2 separate regions of the Homo sapiens genome follow, and region 1 is linked to region 2. A link is a contact called in ENCODE Hi-C or POLR2A ChIA-PET data. All regions are on one chromosome and are shown on one strand. The core of a region is the stretch at or near the end of the contact, and the rest is flanking DNA. Distances in the headings are between cores, read along the strand shown. Region 1 holds the start of ANXA7 (annexin A7). Region 2 has its middle 22 kb from the start of DDIT4.

What was found. Hi-C counts contacts between places; a loop is a spot of excess contacts on that map. ChIA-PET counts read pairs that join two places held with the same protein, here RNA polymerase II (POLR2A). Pooled maps may share reads with other maps.
Region 1: a pooled map shows a loop between it and region 2 (8-fold over the local background). The contact joins the promoter of ANXA7 here to the enhancer-like site in region 2. A Hi-C loop is called at or near these places in 2 of 50 pooled maps. POLR2A ChIA-PET finds 5 or more read pairs at or near these places in 4 of 52 experiments (A549, GM12878, activated CD4-positive, alpha-beta T cell and 1 more).

Annotation. Positions count from the first base shown.
Region 1 is chr10:73,409,707-73,416,618 of GRCh38, reverse strand. ANXA7 (annexin A7) reads left to right here and starts at 2,561. Exons shown (of 13, transcript NM_001156.5): 1 at 2,561-2,607. RefSeq lists silencers at 2,378-2,937, 5,881-6,088 and enhancers at 3,338-3,417, 3,428-3,547.
Region 2 is chr10:72,293,072-72,299,701 of GRCh38, reverse strand. No RefSeq gene overlaps it. Among named protein-coding and RNA genes, the nearest start is that of DDIT4, 22 kb to the right of the region's middle. RefSeq lists enhancers at 1,223-1,312, 925-1,581, 2,233-2,532, 3,537-3,831 and a silencer at 1,603-1,872. Within about 2 kb of position 2,366, at least 39 of the 41 ENCODE cell types and tissues checked have a DNase peak (open chromatin) inside an H3K27ac peak, as active enhancers do; they include GM12878, where a contact is called at or near this core.

The sequences.
Region 1 (6,912 bases), core at 1,312-3,811, 1.1 Mb before region 2:
AGGGACAAAATTACTATTCTAATGGAACAAAAAGGATATGAACTTAAATACCAGACTCTGGGCCAGGCGTGGTGGCTCACACCTGTAATAATCCCAGCACTTTGGGAGGCCGAGGTGGGTGGATCACCTGAGGTCAGGAGTTCGCCTGGGCAACATGGCAAATCACCGTCTGTATTAAAAATATAAAAATTTAGGCCGGACGTGGTGGCTCATGCCTGTAATCCTAGCACTTTGGGAGGCTGAGGCGGGTGGGTCATGAGGTCAGGAGATCGAGACCATCCTGGCTAACACAGTGAAACCCTGTCTCTACTAAAAATACAAAAAATTAGCCAGGCGTGGTGGTAGACACCTGTAGTCCCAGCTACTCGGGAGGCTGAGGCAGGAGAATGGCGTGAACCCAGGAGGCAGAGCTTGCAGTGAGCCGAGATCGTGCCACTGCATTCCATCCAGCCTGGGCAACAGAGTGAGACTCTGTCTCAAAAAAAAAAAAAAAAAAAAAAAAAAAAAAAGCTGGGCGTGGTGGCGGATGCCTGTAATCCCAGCTACTTGGGAGGCTGAGGCAGGAGAATTCGTTGAACCTGGGAAGCAGAGGTTGCAATGAGCTGAGATTGTGCCATTGCACTCCAGCCTGGGCAACAGAATGAGACCCTGTCTCAAAACTACAAAAACAAACAAAAAAAAACCAGACTCTGATACAGTGGGATGTTCACATTAGAAGCATGATGGCTCTTATTTCACATGAACTCTGGAACATACCATGGCCTTCAGAGATGTTGACCAGGTATGGTGGCTCATGCCTGTAATACATCCAGCACTTTGGGAGGCTGAGGCAGGTGGATCGCTTGAGGCCAGGAGTTCGAGACCAGCCTGGCCAACATGGCGAAACCCCATCTGTACTAAAAATACAAAAAAATTAGCTGGGCGTGGTGACATGCCTCCCAGCTACACGGGAGGCTGAGGCATGAGAATCGCTTGAACCCCGGAGGCAGAGGTTGCAGTGAGCCTAGATCGCACCACAGCACTCCAGCCTGGGTGACAGAGCAAGACTCTGTCTCCAAAAAAATTAAAAAATTAAAATGGTCCAGTTGAGTACAAAAAAGAAGATCAGGAAGAGTTTATTGGAGCAAGACGGAGATGAGCAACCTTGAAAACAAGTCTAATTAAGATGAGTAATTGTTAAAAGATGAGCAGTGCTTTCTAAGCAGAGGTAGCAGGAGGAAAGGGTCTCCGATCCTGTAACGCCTTTTATGCCAGGAAGAAAGGATGAATTGAAAGGATGAAATGGCAAATGTCGTAGTAGACTATTGGACTATTCCTGCAGCTCAGGAAAGTGGGCTGGAAATAAGAGGTTTGGCAAATACCCTGTTATGGTGGTATTTAAGGCAGAGGGAGGGTTTGGAACGAGCTCACAAAGGGAACTCTAGAATGAACAGAGTAGGCTTCTCAGGGAAGGCTTAAATCCTGGAGGTCTCTGGGGTAGGTAGGACAGAAAGTCCTGTTATTTTCCAGGTAGACAGACTGTTGGGCGCCGGGGAATTAATGCTGGTCACCTAGAGAGTTGTGCATTTTGTCTACCATTGTTAAATGAGGCAATGACCTGCCTCAAATACTTTTCACTCCACACACCTATTTGGAAGCCACGTATATTTTGCTTGCTCTTCCCATTTAAAATCGTAATCCACTCTATTCCACCCCCATGAGGAAGCTTTTGGGTAGAAAAGTGTGTAGAGGAATAAGTAAGTTGATGTGCATCAGATGTGCAAACTTTAGTGTGCATCAGAACCACCTGGAAGGCTTGTTAAAACAGGTTGCTGGGCACCACCCGGGGAGTTTGATTCAGTAGGTCTAAGGTGGAGTTCAATAATCTGCGTTACTAACACGTTTCCAGGTGATGCTGCTGTTCGGGGGACCACACCCAGAAGCTACCTTTTACCACTCTAAAAGGTAGCTGATTGGTTTTCTCTGTAATATAAATTCCTTAACGAGTTTAAAATATTGATCTGAGCCCTCGTAATTGCCTCAAATGTTTAATGCTAATGTGTGTTCAATGCTGTAGCCACGAGGGGAGCCTAAAATCACCTAACAACTCCTTTCGGGAGTGATTTTGATTAGTTCATCTACAGTTCCAACTAAGATTTCCCACAAATATTACTTTCACAGGAGGCTAACAAAAAACGCCGTCTTTGTCCCCAGAAAATACCTGGAGGACGGTATTTCAGAGGCGGGGAGGCTGCACCAGCCTCCCAGTCTCAGCCCTTCTCTACCGCCCGCCACTGAAGGGGCCCCGGATACCCCCAGGACTGCTGCAACTTCCTAGGTGACTTGAGGCAGCCTTAAAAGGGATTGGTGCAGGGTCCTTGCGACAGATAAATGTGATTAAAAATCCGCTGGGCCACCCGAAGGGAGAGTCTTTTTCCCTCAGGTGGCGCCTAGGGGCGGGACTGAGGGACAGCCCGCTCCCCGCAGCGCCCTCTCCGGCTCCGGGGGTGTTCCCGGCTGCAGCCGCGATCCTAACGGGCTCGCGAGACGCCCCGCCCACCCTGGGCCCGCCCCCGGCTCCATCTTGCGGGAGACCGGGTTGGGCTGTGACGCTGCTGCTGGGGTCAGGTGAGGAGCGGCGCCCCCCTCCCTTTCCCACCTCGTCTGCCTCGGTGGTCTTGCCCTCGGCCAGCTCTGGGCGCTGCTGTCCCGGTGCTAGTGGGGCGCGGCTGGAGGGCAGTGTGGGCCTCCCGGATGGCGGCGACTCGGTTTGCGCGTCTCGTAGCCGGGCTGCCGGCCGGGGTGTGTTGGGGTGGCGTGGGTGAGGCGGCCGGCCTGGCTTACGGGAAGCCCTTCCGTCCGTTTGGAAATCCCAGGGACCAGTGGCGCCCCGCCCTCGGGCAGGTGGAGGGGCTGAGGCCGGAGCGTGGCCCAGCTGCCTCGCGGGAGGCTGAGTAGGGAAACGCACGGGCAGTGCTGAAAGCCGTCTGGCTGGTAGTGGCTGTACTTTCCGGTGACACAGCGAATTTAGGGAAACTTGGGGAAATTTTTACTGTGTTTAGTGAACCGTAGGACAGAATGCGCCAGGCCAAGGTCGTACACTGGTTCTCGTTTACAGTTCTTGGAAGCTATTCTAGAATAGCATTCCAGATTTGATTGCTGTTCCCCGACCAGCAGCAAATCTGTGTTGAAATTAGCTCATCCTGTGCAAACACTGCGCAAGGAAACCAAGGTGCAGAGGTAGATGGCTGATGTCCACCGTAAAGTGACAGACATGACGCTGTTGTCTTCCGACTGCCGTAAACGCCCTGATTTTTGCCAGCTGATGGCCAGCTAATCTGCTAAATGTGTCCGAATTAGATGATGAGTGTAATGAGTTACCTTCCAGGCAAGGAAAGAGTTTCAAGCACTGAATAGGTAAAAGAGATAATTTTGGCCACTGCAAACTTTCAGTCCTTTTCAGTGAGGACTGTCTTTCAGTCCTCACTGGTGGTTGGCTACCTACCTGTCCGTGCAGAGGACTAGCCATGCCTCCATGTTCTTTCTCCACATCACTGACGGATTTAAATGATCCTACCATACCTAGAAGCCGGTTTTGCAAAATTGTATTCGCTGTTGCGCGTATCTTCAGTCACCCTTCCTGTTTCGTGTATTTTTTCCCCCATAAATTTGCAACAGCTGCCTCTTGGGTTCCTGGGCTTCATGCCATCAATGAGAAACGGTGAGACCCAGCCCTTTTACTAACTGACTCACTGGGTGGAGGTGGTTTGGAAAACCAAAAATGATTTTCTAGTCTTTTAAAAGTGATTGCTAACAGAGAATGTTTAAAAAAAAAAAAAAAAAAGCCCGAGCGCGGTGGCTCACTCCTGTAATCCTAGCACTTTGGGAGGCCGAGGCGAGAGATTCACGAGGTCAGGAGGAGTTTGAGACCAGCTTGACCAACACGGTGAAACCCCGTCTCTACTTAAAAATACAAAAATTAGCTGGGCGTGGTGGCGCGCGCCTGTAATCCCAGCTACTCTGGAGGCTGAGGCAGGAGAGTCGCTTGAACCCGGGAGGCAGAGGTTGCAGTGAGCCAAGATCGCCACTGCACTCCAGCCTGGGCGGCAGAGAGAAACTCTGTCACAAAAAAAAAAAAAACCCAAAAAACTCTAGACTTACTATTCACTTGGGCAAAGTTGAGAAATTTTTTGAGTCACTCTGGGTGTTATTTAGCTTTTTACAAAAACGTTTAAAATCTGCCTCTTGAATAAATGATATATGTACAATTCTAAAAGGGCTAAAGTACATTGAAAAGTAAGTCTCGGCCGGGCGCAGTGGCTGTCGCCTGTAATCCCAGCACTTTGGGAGGCCTAGGCGGGAGGATCACGAGGTCAGGAGATCGAGACCATCCTGACTAACACGGTGAAACCCCGTCTCTACTAAAAATACAAAAATTAGCCGGGCGTGGTGGCAGGCGCCTGTAGTCCCAGCTACTCAGGAGGTTGAGGCACAAGAATCTCTTGAACCCCGGAGGCGGAGGTTGCAGTAAGCTGAGATCGTGCCACTGCACTCCAGCCTGGCAACAGAGCGAGACTCCATCTCAAAAAAAGAAAAAAGAAAGGTAAATAGTCTTCTCCATTGTGTCCCAGCTCTTCATCCAGGAAGCAGTCACTGTTTTCTACTTCCTTGAGTGTCCTTTCAGGGATATTCTATAAGTCAAAATCAGTGCATTTTTTACACATAATGGCAGCACACTATGCAGTTTTTCACTTTGCCTTTTTTTTTTTTCATTAATACGTGTTATAGATGGTTTCATATATGGGTAAAAGAAAAAGCTGCCTCATTTTTAATAACCACATAACACCTCCTTGTATGGCTATCCATAATCTGTTTCACCTGTCCCTCCTTTTTAAAAATTTAAGCAATGGCCCCGCACAGTGGCTCACGCCTGTAATCCCAGCACTTTGGGAGGCCGAGGTGGGTGGATCACCTGAGGTCAGGAGTTCGAGACTAGCCTGGCCAACATGATGAAACCCTGTCTGTACTAAAAATACAAAATTTAGCCGGGTGCGGTGGCACGTCCCAGCTACACGGGAGGCTGAGACAGGAGAATCGCTTGAACCTGGGAGGTGGAGGTTGCAATGAGTGGAGATCACACCACTGCACTCCAGCCTGGATGATAGAGCAAGACTCCATCTCCAAAAAAAAAGATAAAATTTCAACAGCTTTTGGAGTACAAGTGGTTTTTTGTTACATGGATGAATTATATGGTGGTGAATTCTGAGATTTTAGTCACCCAAGTAATGTACATTGTACCTAATGTGTAGTTTTTGATTCCTAGCCCCCTTTCACCCTCCCCTTTCTGAGTCTCTAAAGTCCATTATATCACTTCATACCTATGTCTTTGCATACTCATAGCTTAGCTTCCACTTACACAGTGAGAACATACGGCTTTTGGTTTTCCACCCCTGTATTACTTCACTTAGAAAAATGGCCTCCAGCTTCATCCAAGTTGCTGCAAAAGACATTATTTTGTTCCTTTTAATGGCTGAGTAGTATTCCATGGTTTATATATACCACATTTTCTTTATCCACTCAGTTGATGGGCACTTAGATTGGTTCCACATCTTTGCAGTTGTGAGTTGTGCTGCTATAAATATACATGTGCAAAAGTCTTTTTCATATAATGACTTTCTTTCCTTTGGGTAGATACCCAGCAGTGGAATTTCTGGATTGAATGGTAGATCTTTTTTAGCTCTTCAAGGAGTCTCCATACTGTTTTCTGTAGAGGCTGTATAGTAGTGTAATAAGCGGTCTCTTTTCCCCACATCCACACCAACATCTATTGTTTTTTGACTTTTTTTTTTTTTTTTTTTGAGATGGAGTCTCGCTCTCGTTGCCAGGCTGGAGTGCAATGGCGTGATCTCAGCTCACCCCAACCTCCGCCTCCCGGATTCAAGCAATTCTCCTGACTCAGCCTCCCAAGTAGCTGGGATTACAGTCACACGCCACCATGCCCAGCTAATTTTGTTATTTTTGGTAGAGACGGGTTTCTCCATGTTGGTCAGGCTGGTTTCAAACTCCCAACCTCAGGTGATCGCCCGTCTGGGCCTCCCAAAGTGCTGGGATTACAGATGGGGGCTACCGCGCCCGGCCCATTTTTTGACTTTTTAAGAATAACCATTCCTGTAGGAGCACGGTGGTATCTCATTGTGGTTAATTTGCATTTCCCTGATGATTAATGATGTTGAATTATTAATGATTATTTCATGTTTTTTGGCCATTTGTGTATCTTTTGAGAAATGTCTATTCATGTCCTTTGCTCAGTTTTTAATGCAATTGTTTTTTTTTCTTTGTGATTTGAGTTCCTTGTAGATTCTGGATACTAGTCCTTTGTTGGATGCATAGTTTGCAAATATTTTCTCCCATTCTGTGGGTGGTCTGTTTACTCTGTTGATTATTTGTTTTGCTGTGCCGAAGCTTTTTAGTTTAATTAGGTCCCATCTATTTATTTTTGTTTTTGTTGCGTTTGTTTTTGGGGTCTTAGTCATGAATTTTTTGCCTAGGCCAGTGTTTAGAAGACTGTTTCCAATGTTCTAGAATTTTTATAGTTTCAGGTCTTATATTTAAATCTTTTATCAACTTGAGTTGATTTTTGCATTGGATGATAGTTAGGGATCCAGTTTCATTCTTCATGTGGCTTGCCAGTTTTCCCAGCATCATTTATTGAATAGGATGTCCATTCCCCAATTTTTGTTTTTGTGTGCTTTGTCAAAGAGCAGTTGGCTGTATGTATTTGGCTTTATTTCTGAGTTCTCTATTTTGTTCCATTGGTCTATGTGCCTACTTTTAAACCAGTACCATGCTGTTGTGGTAGCTATAGGCTTGTAGTGTATTTGAAGTCTGGTAATGTGATGTCTCCAGATTTGTCTTTTTGCTTAGAATTGCTTT
Region 2 (6,630 bases), core at 1,117-3,616:
TAGTAGAGATGGGGTTTTACCATATTGGCCAGGCTGGTCTTGAACTCCTGACCTCAAGAGATCCGCCCTCCTCAGCCTCCCAAAGTGCTGGGATTACAGGCGTGAGCCACTGTGAGCCGGACAGTGTTAACTTCTAATCCAATACTTCTCAAAGTGGGGTCCTGAGAAAGGTTCTTGGGGTTCTGTGAATCTGCCAGTTAGAGAAAAGTGTATGTGGGTGCCTGCTGATTCAGAAGGGGGCTGAAAGCACCCAACTGTGGAGCACACAGCCCTGTCTTTGGTATTCACTTTGCAGCCTGGGCCTTGCCTAAAGTTGTAGTCCACACTCCTAGACTTGTTCTTCGGAGCCACTCTCAGGGATGCCTCTAGGCTTTGCAGACAGGTGGCCTCTAGGCCTTTGCTCCCTCTGCCTGGGATGGCGACCGTCCCCTTGCTTGGCTGCCTAGCAAGCACTCTGCATCTTGTGTTGGGGTTGCCTCCGCTGTGAGGCCTTCCCTGACTTCCCTGGGCCGACTCAGGCACCCCTTCTCCTGTGCTCCCCTGTGCTTTGTCCACGTCACCCCTGCAGCATTTCTCACATCATGTGGTCCCTGTAGGGTCTGTCTCCCCATTAGACTGTGGGCTTCTGGAGGCCACGAGCGTGGGGCAACACTGGACTCCCTCCCAGAGTGACTGAGGAGGGAGTTAGACACATCCCCACCCAGGGCCATCAGAGGCCAGGGCAGGGTTCTGACCCCAGCTCACCTGCCTCGTTAAACATGGGGCTCAGTTGCCCCTGACATCCCTGCACCATCAGCAAGGGTGGGCAACGTCAGAACTGCGGGCTGGGGCTTCCCTGGAAGGGCCCCGCTTGGGCCCAATGCCAGGCCCCACGGCCCAAGGGTGAGCTACTTTAGCAGGCAGGCATCAGTTTTCTCATTTATGAAATGGGGACAATGAACCTGGTCACCTTCCTCTTCCTGGGAAGAATACGAGGTTAATGAATGCTGAAGACCGGACATGACTGTACCTAAGGTGGAGTGCAGGCTGCCTGAGGCAGGGGAATGACCCTGGTGATCCTTAGCTCTCTCTTCCTGCGGGACACTGAAGGACAGTGTGAGACCCACAATTCAGCGCACCTGCTCACCTTGGTTCCCCATCCTGCCCTGGGTGGGTCTTGGCTTGGAAACCCTAATCCGCTTACTAAGCACCGACCCCACTCCGTGCCCTGCCCGTGCCATGTCCACTCCACTGCACTGAACTGGGTTTCTTTGTCCGTTTCAGCAGACCCTCCTCATCGTGTCCCTCTTCCAGGCAGCCTTCTCTTATAAATTTTGGGCATGCTGGGACTTGTCTACACTGTTGGCAATTGTCAAGGCTTTAGGTCCGAGTTGTTCCTCAACTTCTGACCCCCACCTCATGCTAACAGGACTGGGGCCACAGCGCGTGACTGCAATGTGGCCAGTCCTGGGAGAGCCGGCCTCGCCCCGCGGGGAAGCGGGCGGCCCCTCCGTTGCCATGGCAGCCGAGAGCACCCCCACGAGGCTCCTCATTGGCCACCAAGTCGAGGTCCCGCCTCCGCCATCAGAAGGGACCAACCAAGGCAGACCGGGTGCGACCCAGTTGAGGGATTAGCGGGTGACGCATCTCTCCCAGTCCCTCATGGAGACCCGCGCGCCCGCGATCCTACGGGCGCAGCCGTGGCCCTGGGTCGGGGTCACGCTCGCTGGGCGCGCCTCGGGCGGGGCTGGGGAGGTGCGGAGCTGGGGGGCGCCGCGGGAGGAGGCCACTCAGGCCGCTGGGGAGGGCCGGGCTGCGGCTGGGAGGTTTCCGAGGACGGTCAGGCGGAGGCGGAGGCCGTGCAGGAGGCGGAGGAGGAAAACTATTAAGGAAGGGGGTGGAAGGGCCCCGCTGGCTGAAGACCGCTGAGCTCAGGCGGTGGTAGGACCCTGGGCACGGAGTTGCATGGAACCCTGTTCGAATCCTGCTCTGCACCCGCTTGCGCTGTGGCCTCGCGCACGCGAGCCTTCCTGCCCGGGGGAGCGGGAAGGAGGGAGGGGAGCGGCGAACATCTACTTTGTGCCGATCCTTTTGCTGAAAACCCTAGTTTTCTCTCCAGGATTCCCTCAAAACGACCCTGAAATAGGTGGATGCTATCCTTAGCCCCATTTTACAGATGAGGAAACAGGTTCAAAGGAGGCTACGTGAGAAAAGCCTCGAGTGAGCTCAGTTCCCAGATGTGAGAATGATGTGGCCGGGTTGGTGGTTATCTGCGGGGGGAAGTAGGAGGTGCCCTGCCCACCCCCACGCTCAGGCATCCTGGCCGGCCCGGAAGGAAGAGTTCGTGCCAAGCCGTGAGACTCGGTGGTTTCCTGCAGCAAATCTGCGTCAGGCTCTCTCTGGGGGGTTAACCGCCGCAAACTGGTAACAGCGTCAGAAAGGGGAAACCGAGCTTTATCTGCGGAGGTCCCTGGGCCAGGGACAGCAGATTAAAGAACATGGAGGCAGGGCGCGGTGGCTCACGTCTTAAACCCAGCACTTTGGGAGGCCGAGGCCGGAGGATCGCTTGAGACCAGGAGTTTGAGACCAGCCTGGGCAAGATAGGGAGACCTCTTCTCTAAAAATAAAAAATAAAGAAGATGGAGCCCGCCCCTCGGGAAGGAGGGAAGGGAGAAAGTGTTTCTAACTCCTTATTGTCCTTTCTCTTCTTTTCTTTTCTTTTTTTGAGATGGAGTTTCGCTCTTGTTTCCCAGGCTGGAGTGCAATGGCGCGATCTCGGCTTACCGCAACCTCCGCCTCCCGGGTTCAAGCAATTCTCCTGCCTCAGCCTCCTGAGTAGCTGGGATTACAGGCATGCGCCACCACACCCGGCTAATTTTGTATTTTTAGTAGAGATGGGGTTTCTCCATGTTGGTCAGGCTGGTCTCAAACTACTGACCTCGTGATCCGCCCGCCTCAGCCTCCCAAAGTCCTGGGATTATAGGCGTGAGCCACCGTGCCTGGATCCTTGTTATTTCAAAACAGGCTGAGGTTCCCTCTGGAAGCCCCATTTAAGAACAGACCCATGGCCGGGCGCGGTGGCTCACGCCTGTAATCCCAGCACTTTAGGAGGCCGAGGCGGGCAGATCACCTGAGGTCCGGAGTTTGAGACCAGCCTGACCAACATGGAAAAAACCCCGTCTCTACTAAAAATACAAAAGTAGCCGGTCATGGTGGCGCATGCCTATAATCCCAGCTACTCAGGAGGCTGAGGCAGAAGAATCGCTTGAACCCAGGAGAAGGCAGAGGTTGCGGTGAGCCGAGATCGCACCATTGCACTCCAGCCTGGGCAACAAGAGCGAAACTCCATCTCAAAAAAAAAAAAAGAAAAAAAAGAAAAGAAAATTCACCATATGAATGTCAGACTCTTAATGATGCAAATGCCAGAAAACCTGACTCAAACTGATTTATGCTAAAAAGGGAATCTACTGGCTCAGGAAACTGAGAACCCCAGGCATGACTCGATCTGGCGACACCACGACGTCATGAAGACTCATTTCCCAGAGTCTTTGTACTTGTTTGTACTTTGCCTTTGCTGTCTTGGGAAGTGTTTGGGCTCCATGAGCACCTGCTGCAGCTGCAGGGGCACATCATCCCAAGTTCCAGTTGAGTAGAAAGAGGCTCTGTCCTTGGGAATTGTGACACATGTCCCGGGTTTCACTGTAACTGGACAGTTGGGGTCATGTGACCACACAGATACCAGGGGCAAGGCAGGAATAACCCTGTGTTGATTGGCAAATCTGTTCACAGGCCCCACACCTGCAGCCTCACCTGCTCCAATGGGCTGAAAAGGAAGGAGGGAAGAGGGTTTCTCCAAAGGAGGAACTGAAGAGATATTGAATGGGTGCCCATTGGTAACACCCCAATGCCAGGGCTTCAGAACCCACCTCCTGACCCCCTCTGCACCTTGTACTACAGGTGCCAGTCAGGGGGAAACGGATTGGAAAGTGAGGGTCTTGCCCTGGGAGAGTGCCCACCCCTTCCTCGCTGGTCCCATGTCAGTCGTCCCAAGTCAGTCCTCATCACATCCAGTGCCCATCCCCCTCCCCACCCCCTCACCCTGGCTCCTGTTGCTCCCTGGAGGGTCCTTGAAGCCCTTCTGGTTGCTGTAGCCCGGGCGACTGCCTGCCATGCCTCCGAAGGCCCTCCATGTTTAGCTGGAGTGATGCAGTATTGGGGGATCCAGTTGCCTCTCGTTTCTCCAGCAGAGGGGAGCTTCCTCAGGGACTGGCACTATGTTCTCCCTTCCTCTGTGTGTGGTCCCTCTCTGGGACCAGGCAGGATTTGTGCAGTGGGCAGCAGGCGTGATTTTGAGGGACCCTAGGAAGGACCTTACCTACCCCTGTATGCCTTACTTTTTAAAATCCCATAATTAGATGGGGTTTCACTCCTTTAATTCCTGTTACGATTCATATGCCTCTGAGAGAGAGTATAGTAGATCATTTCTTTTTTTTTTTGAGACAGAGTTTCACTCTTGTCGCCCAGGCCAGAATGAAGTGGCACAATCACGGCCCACTGCAACCTCCACCCCCTGGGTTCAAGCAGTTCTGCCTCAGCCTCCTGAATAGCTAGGATTACAGGCATGTGCCACCCCACCTGGCTAACTTTTGTATTTTAGTAGAGACAGAGTTTTGCCATGTTAGCCAGGCTGGTCTCGAACTCCTGACCTCAGGTGATCCACTTGCTTCGGCCTCCCAAAGTGCTAGGATTACAGGCATGAGTGGAGCATAGTAGATCTTATCATTCATTTACACTTTAGTGTGAAGTAGTTCACAGCATCCTTCCTGAGAGCAGGCACATATTAGGCACTTGATCATGGACATCATGCCTAATGTGTGCCCTGCTCTTATTGAAAAGCCTTTCATGCATTATCTCATTTAATCTTCACAACTCTGTGAGGTAGGAACTAGTATAATCCCTGTTTTACAGATGAGAAAACTGAGGTCCAGAGGAGTTAAGGACCTTGCCAAAGGTCTCCAAGCAGTGGAGCAGGGATGTGAACACAAGAAGTCTGGTTCCAGAGCCTGCACTGCCTATCCCTCCACTGAGATAATCCCTAACACTCTTTAGTTGACAAATGTATTCATATACATTTTTTGGGTCTCCCTACAATTCAGCGAGGTAGTTGCTATGGTCACTCCCATTTTATAGAGGAGAATATTTAAGTGGCTAAGTTCAGTCAATAGTGAGCAGCAGGTCCAGAGTTTAGACCAGTGCCCCATTTCAAATGGGCTCTTCTCCCTGGACCCCACACAGCACCTGGTAAGAGGAGAGCCTTGAGTCAGTTCCCTGGTGTCCTGGGGACAGAGGGAGAGTGTGGTGCGGATGGAAGCTGGGAGCTTCCAGAACAAACTCAACCCTTCCTTCATTCTTCCTCTTCTCCCTCCTGCCTTCTCTTCCTTCTTTCTACTCATTCATTCATCCACCTGACCACCTGGTAAGGGTCAAAGCTGTGGGTATGACCATAACAAGTGTCCCTCAAAGAGCTGACAGGCTAAAAACTGGCGGGGCAAGGTGGCTTATGCCTGTAATCCCAGCTCTTTGGGAGACTGAGGTGGGAGGATCACTTGAGCCCAGGAGATCAAGGCTGCAGTGATCCATGATTGCACTCTAGCCTGGGCTACAGAGTGAGACTGTCTCAAAACAAAAACTAACAACACATGCTGTTTGTTGAGTGTTAATGGTGAGTAAGGCTCTGTGCTGAGTGCTGAGCATGCCACACCCTCACAACCATCTTTTTTAGGTAGGAGACTGGGGCTTAGGAAGGACTGCCCCAGGCCGGGCGCGGTGGCTCAGGCCTGTACTCCCAGCACTTTGGGAGGCCAAGGCGGGCAGATCACCTGAGGTCAGGAGTTCGAGACCAGCCTGGCCAACATGGTGAAACCCCATCTCTACTAAAAATACAAAAATTAGCTGGGTGTGGTGGTGGGCGCCTGTAGTCCAAGCTACTTGGGAGGCTGAGGCAGGAGAATTGCTTGAACCGGGACCCGAGAGGCAGAGGTTGCAGTGAGCCAAGATCACGCCATTGCACTCCAGCCTGGGCTACAGAGCAAGACTACGTCTCAAAAAAAAAAAAAAAAAAAAAAAAAAAGGAAGGACTGCCCCAAGGCCAACTCCAGCCTGACTCCATAGTGGGAGCATCTCACCATCTCACCACTAGGCTGGACTGCCTCCCTCTTGGAGTATAGTGAGGGCCAAGTGGGTACTTATGGATAATGAACATACACACACACACACACACACACACACACACACACACCCCTCTGGCTCTTTGACTCCAGCTCCCAACACCAGAGGCAGCCATCTCTGCTGTCTTCTAGCACTTGCCTACCACCAGGAGCCAGGCCACCTCAAAGAGGAAGCAGAATGGGGAGGGCCACCTCACACAGCAGGGACAGGCCACACACTTCAGGACCTGTGGATGGTACCTCTCAGGGAGATTGAACGAGAGTGACTTAACCAGAGCTCCTAGAAGGGCTTGCAGGGTGTGGGGGAGGCCTTGACTGGTCTCCCTGGACAGACTTCTAAGCATGACTTCGTTGCGCCTCAGTTTCCTATTCTGTATTTGACCTGCTTACAAGCTGCATCTGAAGGATTAGCCATCGGAAACTT